Regions from separate parts of the Homo sapiens genome. Here region 1 is linked to region 2. Evidence: chromatin loops called from intact Hi-C (ENCODE). Cell type or tissue: MCF 10A. All regions are shown on one strand. Each heading gives the region's core, and the rest is flanking DNA. Links, peaks and the distances in the headings are about the cores only.

The links. A loop is a pair of places that touch in the nucleus more often than their neighbours do. Peaks named below come from ENCODE experiments on the same cell type or tissue, not always from the same donor. Only the 100,000 strongest peaks of a DNase experiment are listed, where the experiment ranks them.
Region 1: a loop joins it to region 2, with 7 times the contacts of the local background. A loop is called at or near these places in 3 of 110 quality-filtered maps.

The regions. Positions count from the first base shown.
Region 1 is chr2:38,235,482-38,244,071 of GRCh38, reverse strand. LOC102723739 (a long non-coding RNA gene) reads left to right here and starts at 4,482. Exons shown (of 4, transcript XR_007086289.1): 1 at 4,482-5,014. In MCF 10A, for the core only: no CTCF peak of the experiment used is centred there; a DNase peak (open chromatin) is centred at 4,441.
Region 2 is chr2:38,170,665-38,179,254 of GRCh38, reverse strand. All of the region lies in intron 2 of CYP1B1-AS1 (CYP1B1 antisense RNA 1), which reads right to left. It also overlaps a transcript of LOC107985871 not described here. Among named protein-coding and RNA genes, the nearest start is that of CYP1B1-AS1, 44 kb to the right of the region's middle. In MCF 10A, for the core only: no CTCF peak of the experiment used is centred there; DNase peaks (open chromatin) are centred at 914, 2,494, 4,474 and 7,774.

The sequences.
Region 1 (8,590 bases), core at 100-8,099, 65 kb before region 2:
TAGTAGAGATGGGGTTTCACCATGTTGGCCAGGCTGGTCTTGAACTCCTGACCTTAAGTGATCCGCCTGCCTCAGCCTCCCAAAGTGCTGGGATTACAGGCGTGAGCCACCATGCCTGACCCCATCCTGTGCTTTTTAATGTTCCACCACAAATTCATGTGGGTACAAAACCATTTGTAAGTGCCCGAACCTAGAGGTGAACTCCATTTTACATATAAACACAAATACTTTTATACATGGTGGTAAAATACACTAGTTTTCTAAGAATGCAAGTACTTTGTAAACCAATGGACTGTTTTATCTTCCAGTGAAAGTATCTCGACTTTTTGCTTATTTGATTTAGGTGCAATTTGAGAACTACAAACTTTTGCTTTTCATTTAAATTTTTCCTCCCTCAGCACAGATCCATGGGGAATAAGTCTGTGTAGTGGAAATACTTAATATACAACACATGTTGAATAATGTCTTGAATATATTTTATAAAGTGATATTTATGAAAGAGCAGTGATTAATTAATAGACCACATTTCTCAAAATGTTTTTTGCTTACAATTGCATTTCTCAAGCACGAAAGCTACGGATTTATCCTGCATTCTCTAGAAAATGCTTAAATGTTGTGTTTCTGTTACAATGGCAATCTAAAAGAAATTAAGCATGCTGGTTCTGATTACCCAGAGGATCATCTTCTGATGATTGCTGGCATGCAGTCTAGTGCCTGTGTTTGCAGTTGTTTACAATCATCTTGAAAACAGTAGCAGTAGTTGAATTGTTGTTGGCCAATGATAAAGTAACAGAAGGGAACTTAACCTTCAGCTATCTGGAAAATTAACTTATCTGAAATACCCATTTCTTTTAAAAGCACATAGATGAGACAGGCTTTACTTTAGTTCTTAGTCTAATTTGTTGTTGTGTTCTGACATGGAAGAAGAAAAATGGTGGATGTTACTTGGGTACCATTGGTTTAAACTTTGCCCACCTTGGATTAATCCTATTCCAGAATAACTGGGAACAGCACTTTAGTGAAGCTCAAGGGCAAATAATTTCTTGTGGAATTTTGCTCAGACACATATTTCATATACTTTCCTTTCCCTTTTTATGGTTTTGAAAGCAAAGTTCTCTCAATAAAACCAGTACTACCCTGTGCTGTGAGATCCTGGCAAACACATTTTCCTGACCCTCAAGCTCTAGCTCTAACATAATCTAAAACTCAGTTGCTCTAAAGGCATTCCATTAATACATTAGTGCTCTTTAAGAGAACTGTGATGCTACCTCTTTGTGTGAGCACGGATGCTTCAAACCAAGACACGCTTTTGCCTGCCAACTATTTTCCAAATATTGCCATGGAATTTAAGGCCCTATAAGACTGGGCCCTGTATTATTTGGGGTCAGACAGTAAATATTTGTGATTCTGGAGTTTGTTCCAGAATCCCAATTACCATTACTTAAATAAGATAAAAGCTTCTTCCTTTCCCATGTGTCTACAGGTAAGTGTCCGGGTGTGGGTGGGCAGCTTTGTCACCCTCTGCCTGTGGATGCCATATCTGGGTCCCAGGCAGCTGCGCTAGTTGTCACCATTTCCATCCCGGAGAAAGGGGAAAGAGGGAAGTCCTGGGGCAGTGCTTTCATAGCACATCACTTCAGCTCCAGGACCAGCACTCAGACCTAGTCATGTGGCCACACATTGCTGCAAGAGAGGCTGGGAATGGTAGCCTTCTGCTGGGCAGTCGCATGTCAAGATAAAATGAGGGATTTTCTCACTAAAAGGAAGAGGGACAAATGAATACTAGAGAACAATTAGCAGTCTCTGCTTTTAGCCATGTCTCCTTTTACTTTTCCTACATTCCAGCTGCACAAAGTATGTTACCCGACATGTGCTTTGTTTCCGAGCTTTCGTGCTCACCCGCCTTTGCCTGGGACATATTTTTTCTCTCCTCCATTTGTTGAAATACTCCTCATCCTTCAAGGCACAGGTAACAGACCATTTTCTCCATGATGTCTTTCCAAATTATCAGTCATCCCTCTCTCTCTCTCTCTGCCCCTCTTCTGGTTCCGTTGACATTGGATAAATCGATGGTATATGCCTACAGTACACCTTATAAAATGTTGTTGACTTGTAAATATGATGAATTTTGTTCTTCTTCTGTGACTATGTCTTATTCATGGTTATGTTTTATTCTTCATGATAGCTTGGACGTTTCTTGGAGCGTGACTCAAATTTTTGATACTTTGAGTTTGAATCCCAGCTCTGCCACTTAGAAGCTGAGTGACTTTGGCCAAGTCACTTAGCTTGCTAAAATTTGCTAAACTTAATTTTTTCTCTTTCCTCTGGTTAAAAAATAGGTGAATAAAATTACCTGCCTGAGGATTAAATACAATACTTCATGTGAAGGCCTTAGCATAGTGCCTGGCATGTAGTATGTGCTCAATAAATAGGAACTGGTATTACTGTTTTTTTCTTGCTGTCACTTTCTAGTGTTAAAAGACTCTCTTATATTCTGTGTGTTGGGAGTCATTAAATAAATCATTGTCCTGAAATGAGATATTTATGGTACATTTGCTATATTATTTGCTATCTTATGTATTATATTAGTCTATAATACATAAGATTTGCACAGCTCTTGGCCAAGTCATTTGGTCTCACTCCACATTATTATGTAGGTGTTACTGCTCTCGTGAAATCATATGGGACAAAGTGTAAGGGGACCCTGGGTTGCCTGAGATGCTGTAGGTTGTCTCAGGAACATCTGCCTGGAGCACAGCTCTTTGGAACCCATGCCCAGTGCTCTTTCCACCTTTTACCCTGATGTCTGGTATTTTACACTGCCAAGGTTATGTTATTTTTGTGAAACATAAGGGAATTTTTCTGCAGGATTAGGAATGAAACATTACAGCAGTTGAAAAGGAGTAGGCTGTTTTACTTTCTTTAAAATACGGTTTCCCGAAGGAGACAAGTGGGGATGGCAGCAGGGCAGGCAGAACCCTCACAAGCATCTGGATGTCTGCCTCCCCCAGTCACAGAGACCTTGCCCTCCCTCTGCCAGCTACTTAGGCTGCTGGGCCTACCGGAGTGCGACGTCTTCTAGCACGTACAGGTGTCCCGTGTGTGGATGACAGTTCCTGTGACAGCAGGTCTTAAAGGTGGACCATCAAGATCAGCAACATGAAAAACCAGGCACAGAAGTTGAAGCCCACAATTTCTGGGAATTAAAAACTCGGTTTAACAAAACAACACAAAGATAAGTAAAGTCTATAAATTGGGCTTTACACATCCAAGTGAAACTGATTTCAAAGCCAGAGGCCCTCTGTATCCTGAAAGCTCCACAGAGGAGGTGTAAGTTCAGAAGCTGCACTTGTTGGATTGAAGGGAGAGGACATCAGTCGGCTGCGAGCTGCACCTGCCACTGGTGCTCCCAAGAGCCAGGTACCCATGAGCCTCAGATGAGAAGAAAGCATTTTTCTCTTACCTGCTCACAGCCCCTTCTGCATGTAGTAGGCAGAGGGCCAAGGTGCAGTGACCAGCTGGGGTGGCCACCCCTGCTCTTGGCAGGACTGTCATGTGGGAAACCATGCTGAGGCTCCCACTGCACAGACCCCTGGGAGTGACCTGCACAAACCAGAATCACAAACAAGCATCTGGTCTTAGTACAACCTGCAGGAAGGTAGAGCTTCATCCCAGAAGAAAAGCCATCCGTGGTCCATAAACAACTGGTGCATCTCGGCCTTAAGTCATCATTAGTGCTCCCAGCCAGCGGGCATCTCAGGACAGAAGCAGCCCATTATTTTGCCTCATTAGACTATTGGCCCAAGTCACCCAAAATGAAACACATCTGGGAATATAGTTATTGAGGAATGTGGAGATTTGATGAAGAATACAAGAAACTTTATTGCGGGATATAAAATAAGATTTGAATAAAGGGAGACATGTCATGAATGGAGAGACTCAAAATTCATCTCAACGCGCTCAAGAAAGAGTTGAGATAAAATCAGAGAACTTGGCTACTGATCATTGCAGGTGGGAAAATCAGGGCACCTTTGGACGCTTGGGACCCAGCATCCCTCGGGGGAGGCCAGTCCCCCAGGTCTGTTTTGTGACCCTTGGCTGCACATTCTCCCAGATAGGAGCTACAAACCAGGGCCCTGCGTCAGACCCTTGGGGATGGGGGAGGTCTAGAAAAACCCACGGAGGAAGAATAATGGTACCAGAGGGAACTTTAACTCCTAGAATCAGGGACCGGGAAAACCTGAAGTTCAGGAAAGCTGCTAATGAAGTGAGATGGAAGCCACGTGCCTTGCCAGGAGCTTACTAACGTAATGTGGCACCCGCCAGCCTATTCTGCAGACATAATGGAAGAGAGTGTTTCCACTGCTCATTCCACAGGCAAGCCACAGATCCTGGCCACTCCTTGCCTTGGAGGCAGTACAGACACATTCATAGGGTTTGGCTCCTTTCCCTTGAGTTCTGCACCTTAAACTAAAGAAGTCAGTCACGCGAGGCTGGCTTGCTGGAACCGGCTAGAAAATGCAGCCCTGCCTGCCGCAGGGATCTCCTCCGGTATGGCCACACATATGAGTTCTGGCAATGCCCATTAGTGATATGGCCGATAGTTTCTTCTGTCTTGCTTCCAGGAACCTTTTCTTGGTTTGAAGCCACCGAACCAGAAGAGAGAATTTTTACCACTTTGAGGACTTCTTGTGACGAATCCAATGGGAATTCCATAATATTCAGAAACAAAACATTTTGAGGGCCAACAAATTATTAAGCCCTTTGCTAGGTCTTAGAGATACAAAGATAAAGAAGACTGGAGTTTTCTTTTTATTATCTACCAGACTGAAGGCCACTGCCTGGGGACTTGATCTAAGAGAAGAAATATCAGGAGACCTGGGTTTGGCTCCTGGCTCTGCCAGGTGATCATGGAGCAGTCACGTATTATCCCTGAGCTTCCGTTTCCTCATCTACTTAATTAGTGATGGGTCTACAGGGCCTTGCTGGGGTCCACTTCTGACATTCTGTGTTGGTGAGTATGGAAAAATTGTGAGTAACTGAAAGACTTTTGTTTCTGTATTCTCAGAAAAGCGTGGACACCTGATTTTTTTCCTTTTATTCTTTTTGTTTTTCTTTTTTGAGACTATCGTAAAACTGCAGCCATTTATTATTTATTTATTTATTTATTTATTTATTTATTTATTTATTTTTTGAGATGGAGTCTTGCTCTGTCACCCAGGCTGGAGTGCCACGGTGTGGTCTCAGCTCAGTGCAACCTCCATCTCCCGGGTTCAAGCGATTCTCCTGCTTCAGCATCCTGAGTAGCTGGGGCTGGAGGCACTCACCACCACACCCCACTAATTTTTGTATTTTTAGTAGAGATGGGGTTTCGCCATGTTGGCCAGGCTGGTCTCGAACTCCTGACTTCAGGTGATCCGCCCACCTGGGCCTCCCAAAGTGCTGGGATTACAGGCGTGAGCCACTGTGCCTTGCCTGTTCTTTTATTTTTATTTGCTATTATTATGTAATAGCTGATATATGCAAAATAATGTGAGTATCACACAGTTAAGGGATGAGGCATAGTAATAACAGGAAGAACACCTGTGAGTCGTCCTTAAACTAGAACATGATCAATATCATTGCTGTAGCTGGTGGGCTCCTTTCCTATGCCATCCCCTGCAAGTCCCTAGAAGTAACCAGCTTTCCGAATTTTATTTCTATAAAGCCCTGGTTAAAATAATAATTTAGCACATATGTAGATAACCTTAAGAAACATATTATTTGATTGTGTCCACTTTATCAGAATGGTATTATGCTACATGCAGTCTTCTTTTCATTTGCTTTTTTTCCACTCAGTATTTTGTTTCTAAGATTCATCCATGTTGCATGTAGTTCATTATTTTCACTACTGTCTCTAGCATTTTATTGTGTGAGTAGTTATAAATAATTGTTTATTCTTTCTCTGAACACTTTGGACACTTGGGTTGTTTCTGGTTGTTATTTTGATATTGCTGTGAACATTCCCATACGTAAATCACATGCAAGAATTTCTCTAGGGTTATACTTAGAAGTACAACCACATGAATTTGTGCACGTGTGCGAGGGTTTCTCTAGGGTAGGATTGCTAGGCTATAAGGTATATGAATATATTTAACTTATTTTTTCTGAGGGGTTATACCAATTTAGACTCCTGCCAAGAGTGAATAAAGATTCCAGTTGAATCATACTCTTTCCAAGTTCTTTTTCTTTTTTTTTTTGTTTTTTTTGAGACAGGGTGTGGCTCTATCGCCCAGGCTGGAGCACAGTGGCATGATCTCAGCTCACTGCAACCTCTGTGCGGGCATTTGTTCTGCAGACCCTCACCCAACAACGGATGAGTAATGTACACTGACACAGATACTCTGCCTGTCAGTCCAGCTAAGGGTCTGGGCCCCTCACAGACACCAAGGAAGGTTCTGTAAAGAGTAGCAGCCATGGCTCCATTCAGTCAGCGAAGCTCACATTTATTCAGTATAGATTAGATGACAAAGGTCTTGAGTAAAAACCACTAGAGGGTAATTGACATTGCTGACCTCCTGAGTAGAGAGCAATCATGCATCTGTGGTTGACCAAATGTTGGTCTTAGGACCACATGAATAAACAAGCTATTTAGATAAACTACTCTACATTCCTATGTATCCATGCCCTGAGCTTTTAAGAGAATTCTGCCTTCAGCCAAACACTTTATGCAGACCTCCAGGCCTTCCAAGAGGGTTTGCGTTTATTTCCCATAATTTTACAATTTCTCCCACCATCCTGACTGAACCCCCACACCTCTGCATCCCAGGTTCAAGCCATCCTCCCACCTCAGTCTCCCAAGTAGCTGGGACTACAGGTGTGCACCACCACACCCAACTAGTTTTTTGTATTTTTTGTAGAAATGTGGTTTCGTCATATTGCCCAGGCTGGTGTCGAATTCATGAGCTCAAAGCGATCTACTTGCCTTGACCTCACAAAGTGCTGAGATTACAGGCCTGAGCCACTGCGCCCAGCCCAAGTTTTTGACAATATCAGCCTTATTAATTTGTGCCAATCCAGTGGGTAAAAAGTAAAGTCCCACTGGTATCTTAGTGTCTCTGCGATTACTAATGAGGTTGTGTATTCTTTTATATATTTATGGGCTATTCATATTTTCTGCTCTGTGAACTGTGTATTTATTAACTTATTTATTGAACTTTGAAAAGATTTTAAAAAATACATCATCTTTATGTAGATTATATTGGTTATATATATTGCAAATATCTTCTCCTACATTGTTGCTTTTCTGATCACTTTCTTCATGGGGTCTACTGTTAAACAGAAGTTCTTAATTTGAATGTAGCCAAATTTATTATTTTTCTTTCATAGTTTTGTGTTTTCTTTAAGAAACCTTCACCTCTCTGATGTTCTAAAGATATTCTCCCATGTTGCCTTCAAAAGTTTTAGAGTTTTGCCTTGTGTATTTAAATCTTAAATCTGCTAGCATTTGATTCTTCTGCATGGTGCAAAGCAGGGATTAGTCACAGTATTTTCCCCCCCATGTAGGTAACCAGTGGCCTTGCACTATTTATTGAAGAGTTCATTGTTTCCTTGTCATCCGCAGTGCCTTCTCTTCCATCCTCAAGTACCCACCCTTCTCTCTTTCTCTCTGTCTCTGTTTCTCTAGTCTGTTCCATTGGGCAATTTGTCTATTTCTGTGCCAGTACAGCACTGTCTTTGTTATTTTAGCTTTGGAATAAGTCTTGATATTCCTTTTCAGGAGTGCTTTATTTACTCTTAGGTCTTTGTTCCTCCATATAATTTGAGAACTAGGCCGGGTGCAGTGGCTCACACCTGTAATCCCAGCACTTTGGGAGGCTCTGGTGGGAGAACTGGTTGAGCCCAGGAGCTCGAGACCAGCCTGGGCAATGTGGCAAGATAGACATAGACACGTCGTTATAAGACCATGTGTAAATATAACAAACATGAAACACTGGGGGAAGTTAGGGAAAGTATTAGATAAGGTAACATGTATGAAGATCCTCAATGAACAAAGATTCTGTATTCTGGCTTCAGATGTAAAAACCCTGTCTGTCCCATTTTGTCAAACCCCTTAGGGCCGAAAGTAACTACCAAGGGTACCCTCATTGAAACCCAAGGGGGGTTCAGTGATTCCACAGTTGGATCAGTTTGCCCTGGACCTATAAATCTAAACCAGCGTGCCCATCTATTTTTCTTTTGTATTCAAACATGGACATCAGCTCACAGCATCTCTTCTAGTATTCTGTTCACCTACATCCAGAATGTTTTGTAGATCTGTGTTGTCTTTCTCTGATAGACCTAATTAGAATCTCCTCAGTTTTTCATGAAGCCAATTCTACCAATTTTGCAAGCTCAATTTTCAATAGCTTTGCCTTCATGGTTTTATTCAATTCTGTACCAAATGTTTTGGGTCATACTTCAATAATGAATGAGTGCCTGTTATGGTGCTAGACACTTCATGGTGTGTGTTTTGGTGCTAGACGCTTTTAGAGAATACAGAGTCAAGGCATTTTGAGTTAGGTTGGCCTGGGTTCAAGTCTTGACTCTGCCGTATAAGCTGGGTGACTTT
Region 2 (8,590 bases), core at 493-8,492:
GAGGAGACAGCTTTAAGAATGAGGAAGTGATCAACTATGTCAAATATTTTCGAAAGTTGAATAAGATGAAGACACAGTGGTGGCCACTGCGTTTGGCAAAAGAGGTTATTCATGACCTTGAAATGAACAGATTCAGGGGCATGGAGAGAAGGAAGTTAACCAGAGTTGGCTGAGCTAAGAAAAGGAGGTGAGGAAGTGGAGCAGTGACTACAGACAATTCTTTGCAGGAAGGCATGCTGTGAAAGAGTTGAGAAATAGGATTGTGTCTGGAGGGAGCAATGATGTGAGAGAATGTTTTTTTTTGGAAAGTAGGCACCAGAACACATCTGCCTTCTCATGGAAATGATCCAGGAGGGAGAGAGAAATTGATCATGTTAGGGAGAGAAGGGTTTATTGCAGGAGGAAAGTCTTTGGGAAGGACAAGGGGATGGTATCCAGAGCACGAGTGGAGAGATTGGTTTTAATGAAATGGACATGCTTGCTCTGCAGATCCCTGGTGTCCATACTAAGAATCTTGGCATACATACCAAGTGCTCAGTAACTCCTTGTTATTACAAATGTCAGTCTCCTTGAGTCACTGAGAGGAATGACTGCTGGCTGGTCCATCTCATTGCTCAAAAGTCAGGCCTTGAATGAGGCATTGGCAATTGATATGGCCCGGACAAAGAAGAAAATGATGTAATGACAGAGAGGTATACCCTTCTCTCCTACAGCCCCGCTCAGACAGGCTATAGTCCTACAAAAGGGGTGTTGATATGATATGCTTAAAAAATGAAAAGATCCCAGTAATTGATGAATAACTGATATGACTGTCTTTAAATTGAGCTCTTCACAGCTCCTGAGAGTGGCCGCCAGGGAAATGGGCAATGTGGAGAAAAACACAACCTCAAAACCTCTGCTATTGTGCAATGAGGATGAAAACCACTCGAACTGCCCAGAAGCAGTCATGTGGTTGAACCCTGAGGAGAAAAGCTCCTAACCAACTTGTTTAGCAACCTAAGAGAACACAAGTTATAGCTGTAGTTCCAGAAAGTGCTGTATTTAAGCTGGGAAGTCACAGCTTTTATCTACATGGAATGTTATTTTTTATCATTAGGCTTCACTGTTGAAACAGAGTAAGCAGATCTTCGTTGGCAAATAGCTCATGAAAAATATGTCTATGTCTTCAAAAGCGTAGTTTAAAAAGAAGAATTTCTACAAAAACCCCGAAATTTTCACTTGATTTCTTAATCAATACAAAACCTAGGTAACCCAATACAAATTTAGAATTAAAACAAATGTGGATCAGGCAGGATTCTTAGTTGCAAACATCAGAAGCCACTTCTAACAGATTCCTGCAGAAAAATAGTTTGTTAAAAGAATAGTGGCATAGTGGAAATAACCCTGATGTCCATTTAAATAAAATACACTGTGATGTAGTGATACCATGAAATCTGACAATGAAAAAAGAACAAAACACCAATACAAACAACAACATGAATATATCCCACAGATGTAATATTGAATCAAAGAATCTATGCAGCATGTATTGAGTATGAACTGTATATTTCCATCTATATAAAGTTCAGAAAAAGGCAAAACAAACCTATGGTGCTGGTCTCAGGATAGTGGTTACATTTCAGTGGTAAGGGTGGTAAAAGGGGCTATAAGGAGGGATTTGGGGTGCTGGCTACATAGGTGTGCTCACTTTGGAAAATTCATTGACCTGAGTACTTTTGATATGTGCTTTTTTTCCTCTATGTATGTCTTCATGAAAGTCACACAGGAGAAATCAACCCGAGAGCTATTAGGTAGGTCAAAATGTCACCCAAGTGCTGGAAATGCAGATTTGGGATGTTAGAGTCAAGCAGGCTTCTCAAATCTGGCATAGAACTTGAGTGAGCACATCTCCGAGCCACACTAGATGCTGTTGTTTGTTCTGTGGACCCTCTGCCTGGGATACACACATATCACAAGCAGACATCCAATTATAAATGCACTTATTTGTTTTCTGTCTCCCCAGCTAGAATGCGAGCTCTCTGCTGGAACACAGTAGGTACTCAACAAATATTTATTGAATGCAGTTGCTTTGTTCATAACTGAGCAGAACTCTCCTTCTCACGAATGCGTTCTTTCTTTAGGTATAGTAATCTCGTCAGTCAGGGTCCAGTCAAATCTTGCTATCCTAGGAACACATTTGTTATTTAAAGTGGTTTCCTGTATTTCTTCTCTGATTCATTCTTAAAAGGCAATCTAATTTCTTGAGGTTCCAAGTTCATAGCACAGGGGTCATCCCATGGTAACCCCTGCATACTCACAACAGGAACATGTAATATACTCATGAACATGCAATTTGACACAAGAATGCACATTGGATGGAGCTGAGGGAATTAGTAAGGAAAATGGTAAACTAAGAGATAGGAATCTGCCCATCAAAGAAGAGTGATGAGGTGATTTCCTTGACCCAGATGAGATTGCACAAACACCATCTGTGTTTATTGCTTCACTTTCCCTCCCATTGACACCATGTCATTCATTTGCAGGGCCTGCTGAAGAATTCAGCAGTGGAATCTTGCCCACCCACTGCACTTTCTGTTGTTTAGAATGGTTTAATAAAGAACTGACTGACTTCTCAGATGGCGAATCTCAGAGGGCGCCTATCCTACCAGCTTTAAGCCTCACCTCACCCTCCAAAACAAGGCCCTAGGCTCTGTGGCCTGTGTTAGCCTCTCAGAGCCTGCTCTGGCCAGCACTGGCGGTGGTACCCTGGGATACTGACCAGGCCTCGGCATTCTTGTCTTATTCTGGGGCAAGAGAAAGTAAAGAGATAATGGGTTGCCCTTCATAATTTTAGTTAGACAGCCAGGAGTGGTGAGGCACACCTGCAGTTCCAGATACTTGGCTGAGGTGAGAGGATCTCATGAGCCCAGAGTTTGAATTCAGCCCGGGGAACATAGCAAGACTCCATCTCTAAAAAAATTAATAATTTTACTTAAATTTTGCTTAGAATCTTCACACTTCTACTAAAGCTGCCTCTCTTCCTCCCAGAGATGGGAAGTCAGAGAATTATTCTACATGACCATTTTGTAAAATTTTGACCTACATTTCTCCATTTCATTCCTGAATGGGAGTAGATAAAAACTCAGAAGTCATCTCTATTCCGAGCTGAGTAAGAAGAAAAGAAACACCTGGGATGATTTTCTTCTGCCACCCTCCCTTGCGTATTTGCCCCTCTATTGCTTGCACGTGATGCCTCAGCTTCTCTTTCTAGCTCCATCTCCCCTCTTTAGCAACCAAACTACATTTCCGATGGCTGGATGGACATTTTCACTGGATCTACTCATGGCATTTCAAAGTCAATATAACTAAAACCATATTAATAATCTTTTAATCGATGCCAAGTCTTTCTTCTGGTTTCTTTATTTAGGTTAGTAACAGTATCATTCTTCTTTTTCACGCAGCCACCAAATCACAGACCTCCGTAGGCTCCTGTTGGTGAAGTCTTGCCTATCCTACCTCTAAGAATTTGATCCCTCTTTTCCATTACTACCTCCAAATTCCTAATTCAGACCCCGGTCACCTACCACCCATTCTAGCTTAAGAAGCTGTCAAGCATAGTGATTAAGGGCAGGTACCTGTGTCTAGATTAAAACACTGCCTCTTCTGCTTTAGCTGTGTGAATTTGAGCAAGTTGTTTAATCACCCTAAGCCTCAATTTTATCATCTGTAAAGTGGGCTAATAACGGTTCTTGCTATCAGAATTAAATCAGATTATGTATATGAAGTAGCATCTGCAAAGCACTCAGTACTGGTAGTGATTAGTACCACCTGTTCTCTCATGACTCCATTTCATTTGACTTACCACCGCTAGGTTTACCTTCAACAAGGCAGCCCTGATCACGTTTTAAAAATCCTCAGTGCCCCCACCCAGTATCAACCTAACACATAACAGTCCCATTTTGGCATTCCAAATTTTCCATAAGTCTTATGACCTCCTACTGCCTTAAATTTACCCTCTGTTCCAGTCAAATGGACCACTTCCCTCTTCCCCACATCCTCTCCACAGTATAGCCTCTGTGCGTTTGCTTACATTATATTTTCTGTTTGATTCACCCTCCCTTTCCTTCAAGGTCTTACTTGAATGGCTGCTCTCTGATGACTAAATGTCTTTTTCTCTTCTTTTATAGTCTCTGCACATAATTGCACCTGTCTAACATGATGACCTGCTTTCTTCCTGGTCCGGCATGTTCATCTTACCTCTCTAGCTGGAGGAACCTTCATTCACCTGGCTTCAAGTCACCACATGTCAGCATTAAGGCTGAAACGTTCAAGCAGTCATTTCCCCTCCTGCCAACAAGATACTAAAAAACCAATTTGAGCAAATTCTCCACTAAGCCACTTGGCTAGATCAATGTTTGATACACAAGGTCTTGCTCAAACAACAGCCAAAGCTGGAAAAAAATTGTGGCTATGAGACACGGAAAGGATCTAATTATTCTTCCTTAAGCAATGTTCTTAACCGCAGCCTGTTTCCCAGCTTCTGAGCACTCTGCTTGAGTGATTAGCAATGCAAGATTGCACATTGGCCTTACCTCATACAGGATGAGGTAGTTCAATCCAAATTTCTCAAATAGTTTTTAACTTTTTTCTTCCCAGTATGTCTGTAAGAGCTGGAAAATCATTCAATAGTTTTTAAAGAAAATTTGTGCCTTTAGCAGCAACTGGATGCAAACATCAGTTCTCATTTAAAAAAAAAATTTCAGCTTTATTGGGGCATAACTGACAAATAGAAATTGCATGTATTTAAGGTATATGACTTGATGTTTTGATATATGTATACATTGGAAAATGATCACCACAATCAAACTAGTTGACTTACCCATCACCTCACATAGCTGCCTCTTTTCTTTTGTGGTGAGAACACTTAAGATCTACCCTTGTAGCAAATTTCAAGTCTACAATACGGTATTGTTAACTGTCGTTACTATGCTGTATATTAGGTCTCCAGAACTAACTCCTCTTGCATGGCTGAAGCTTTGTACCCTTTGACCAACATCTCCTCATTTCCTGTATACCCCAGCCCTGACAACCACCATTCTACTCTCTGCTTCTAGGAGAGTAACTATTTTAGATTCCACATATACAAAAGATCAGGCAGTATTTGTCTTGCTGTGACTGGTTTATCTCACTTAGCATAATGTTCTCCAGGTTTGTCCATGTTGTCACAAATGGAAGGATTTCCGTTTTCAAATATCAGTTCTCTTCAAACCGTTTGAGTACCCTGAGAAAGTTTTTGGTTTCCAGTGGCTGCTCCTTTCAGAAACTATGCTACTTTCTAAAATCTCATTTAGGAGTAGCAATACTTTACTCCAGACACTGGCCCCAGACCAGTGTGGGAGGAAAGCCGTGAATCCTTAAAGAAAGTGATGCTTTAAAAGTCTGAGGTTAAATTCCATTTTGAAAAGTTTTAGCACAACTTCCCTTCTCCCCAGAGCTGAACCTCACTTCGTGCTATTTTTTACTCAGTTCAAGAGTGTTTTTTTTTTTTAAATAACTTGTCTCCTTATGAATTTTAAATAAGTTAATTAATAGGATATTGCTAGTTTAAATCATAATATAAATTCAGAAAATATTTTATAAATGGACCTATGCCATTTGGACTTAAAAAAATTATAAAGGCTTGAAACATTTGTGTGCATAATCCTGTTTTTATAATTTCAGTATTTTGCATTGAAATATACCTCACACTACACAGCTGACCTGGCAGTTCTATGAATGGCATTCAAAAAAGTCAGTCTTGTTTCATGAATTTATCTGTCAGCAAAATGCCTCTTTTATTATTGTTTTAAAATATATTTATCGGATTCACTTTTGCCTTTTCTTATGACGTTTGAAGATATTTGCATTTGCTTTTCTCTTTCTCCCTTTTTTTTTTTTTTTTTTTGAGACAAGTTCTCGCTCTGTCACCCAGGCTGGAGTGCAGTGGCGCCATCTCAGCTCATTGCAACCTCCGGCTCCTGGGTTCAAGAGATTCTCTGGGACTTCAGGTGTGTGGAAACTTGCCTGGATAATTTTTGCATTTTTAATAGAGATGGGGTTTCACCATGTTGGCCAGGCTGGTCTCGAACTCCTGGCCTCAAGTGATCTGCCTGCCTTGGCCTCCCAAAGTGTTGGGATTACAGGCATGATCCACCACCCCAGTCCTTCTTTTTCTCTTTTGAAAAGAAGTTTTAAAATTCTTTAAAAAGTTTTTCAAGGAAAATTTTCCCAGGAAATAGGAAAAATTTCAACCATACACAAAAATAGAGAATATAGTACTGGACTTCAAACATCAATCACTTAAATTCCAGAATTATCAGTATTTTCCTACTTTTACTTCTGTACATTTTTCCTTCCTTCCTCCTTTATTTTGGCTGATGTATGATAACCGAATCCCAGAATTGTGTCATTTTAGCTTTCTGTATCTAAGTGTTGATTGCTAAAAATAGTGGTGTTTTCTTACATAAACACAATACCATTAATCACACCTATCAAAACTAATAATATGTTATTGGTATCATCTAATACACTATCCAAATTCAGATTTCCCTCATTGTCTTCAAAGTGTTGCATTGACGATGGTTTGAGGCCAGGTGTGGTGGCTCATGCCTGTAATCCCAGCACTTTGGGAGGCCGAGGCAGGCAGATCACTTTTGAGCTCAGAAGTTTGAGACCAGCCCAGGCAACATGGTGAAACTCCGTCTCTACAAAAAATACAAAAATTAGCCAGGCACGGTGTTGAGTGCCTGTAGTACAAGCTACTGGGGGAGGTTGACGTGGGAGAATCACTTGAGCCCAGGAGGTTGAGGCTGCAGTGAGTTGTCATTGCACCACTCCATTCAGCCTGGGCAACAGAGAGAGATGCTATCTGAAAGAAGAAGGAAGGAGGCAGGAGGAAGGAGAAGGAGAAGAAGAAAAGTTGGTTTGCTCAAATCAGAATCTAAGCAAGGTCCATGCAGTGCATTGAATTGTCCAGGGATGGAGAAGAGGCTGAAGAAGAGGCTTAGGTAAGCAAGAGCATCAGTGCAGGGGAAGTTCAGGAAACACTGAGCTGGAGGAAAGGATAGAAGCATTACTTGAATAATGATCTTTGAGAGGTGCAAGTCATGATTGGAACAATTTTAGCTATTATTTAGCTACTAGATATTGCCTCTTTAAACATAATTCCATGCATAGACTGAAACTTGGAGGATCCCAAGATTTGTTCTATTTAGAGACCTGACTTCCAGAACTATTCTACCTCCTCCATCACTTCTTACTCCAGTAAATATCATGGAACACCCTTCTCAGGTTGAAAAGAAATTTAGAGACTTCCAGAGTAGGCATTGTCACAGCTTTTGCTGGCAATCCATTACAAAATTAGCTGTCCCTATTTTCAGAGGAGTGTTGTGTGAGATCTCAATTCCTTTACCTAGTATTCTGTTCCCAGCAAAGTAGATGTTGTGTTTGATGGTTCTGAATGTATTCTGTGTTGATATTAAGGCTTCTGGGTTTGCTAATCATATGAGAATATATGTCAGCAACTCTGGTGTTAATAATTTAGCCTACAAAAATCAATTCTAACGCAATCTTGGAATATTGTGCAACCCACCTGTTCATTAATATTTCACCATCTGTAGATCCTAGTGAAAGATGGGTCAAATTCAAATATATTTTCTTTGGCTCTGGAGACAAAAATAATTGGCAATCAACAGTGGTAGGGACAGCTTCTGTCAATGCACAGTAGGAGTCATGGAAGAACCCTCAGCTCCCTCCTACAGCTCTTCCCAGCAGACTTCAAACACATTTTTTCATCCAACAGGGAGCCCTTTAGGCTTCTATTCACCAACCCAGTGGGATCTCCAATTGCTGGAAATTTCATAAAGCAAAATTCCCCAGGGAGTTTCAACAAAGGTACTTGGGAAGCCAAAACCCCACTAGCTCTTTGGCCCAACTCAAAAACACAGCTGCAGAATAGCTTCCCACACTCTGTGCTCCTAGCCACTTGAGATTTAGCAGCTGTATTGTTCTCCTTGGTGTCAACTCCTGTCCATTGCAGGGGACTCTTGAAAGGAAGGGTGGTCTAAATGGAGGTAGGACTAGGAAGAAAAATGTCATACTCATTATCATCATCAGGCCACACATTTCTATAGGACTCTATGGTTGTACATGATGTTTATGAACATGGTATTCTTGATCCTCATGTTGACCTTGTAAAGTAGGAAATGCAAGAAATCTTTTACTCTGTTTTGTACACAAGCAGACTGAGGCTTACTGCAGTTAAGTGCCTAGTCCAATGTCCTACACTTGGCAGAGCTAGAACCAAAATGTTGGTCTTTGCCCTCTAGTTCAGTGCTTTGTTCTTTCCCCCAAATGGCTGCAGTATATGTTTTGCCTCATAGACAGTCTTTGATTTGGCTTCTTAACTAGTGGATGCAGCTCACTTGTATACAAAATAGGTATTCCTCAGTCTTTGGGGAGCCTAGGTGGACCTGGGGTGGCCCAGGCCAGCAATCTCTGCCTCAAATGACCTAGTCTATTTACCGTAGTGCCGTAAAATTGTCACTTTCTTTGTGTATAATAACATGAAAAA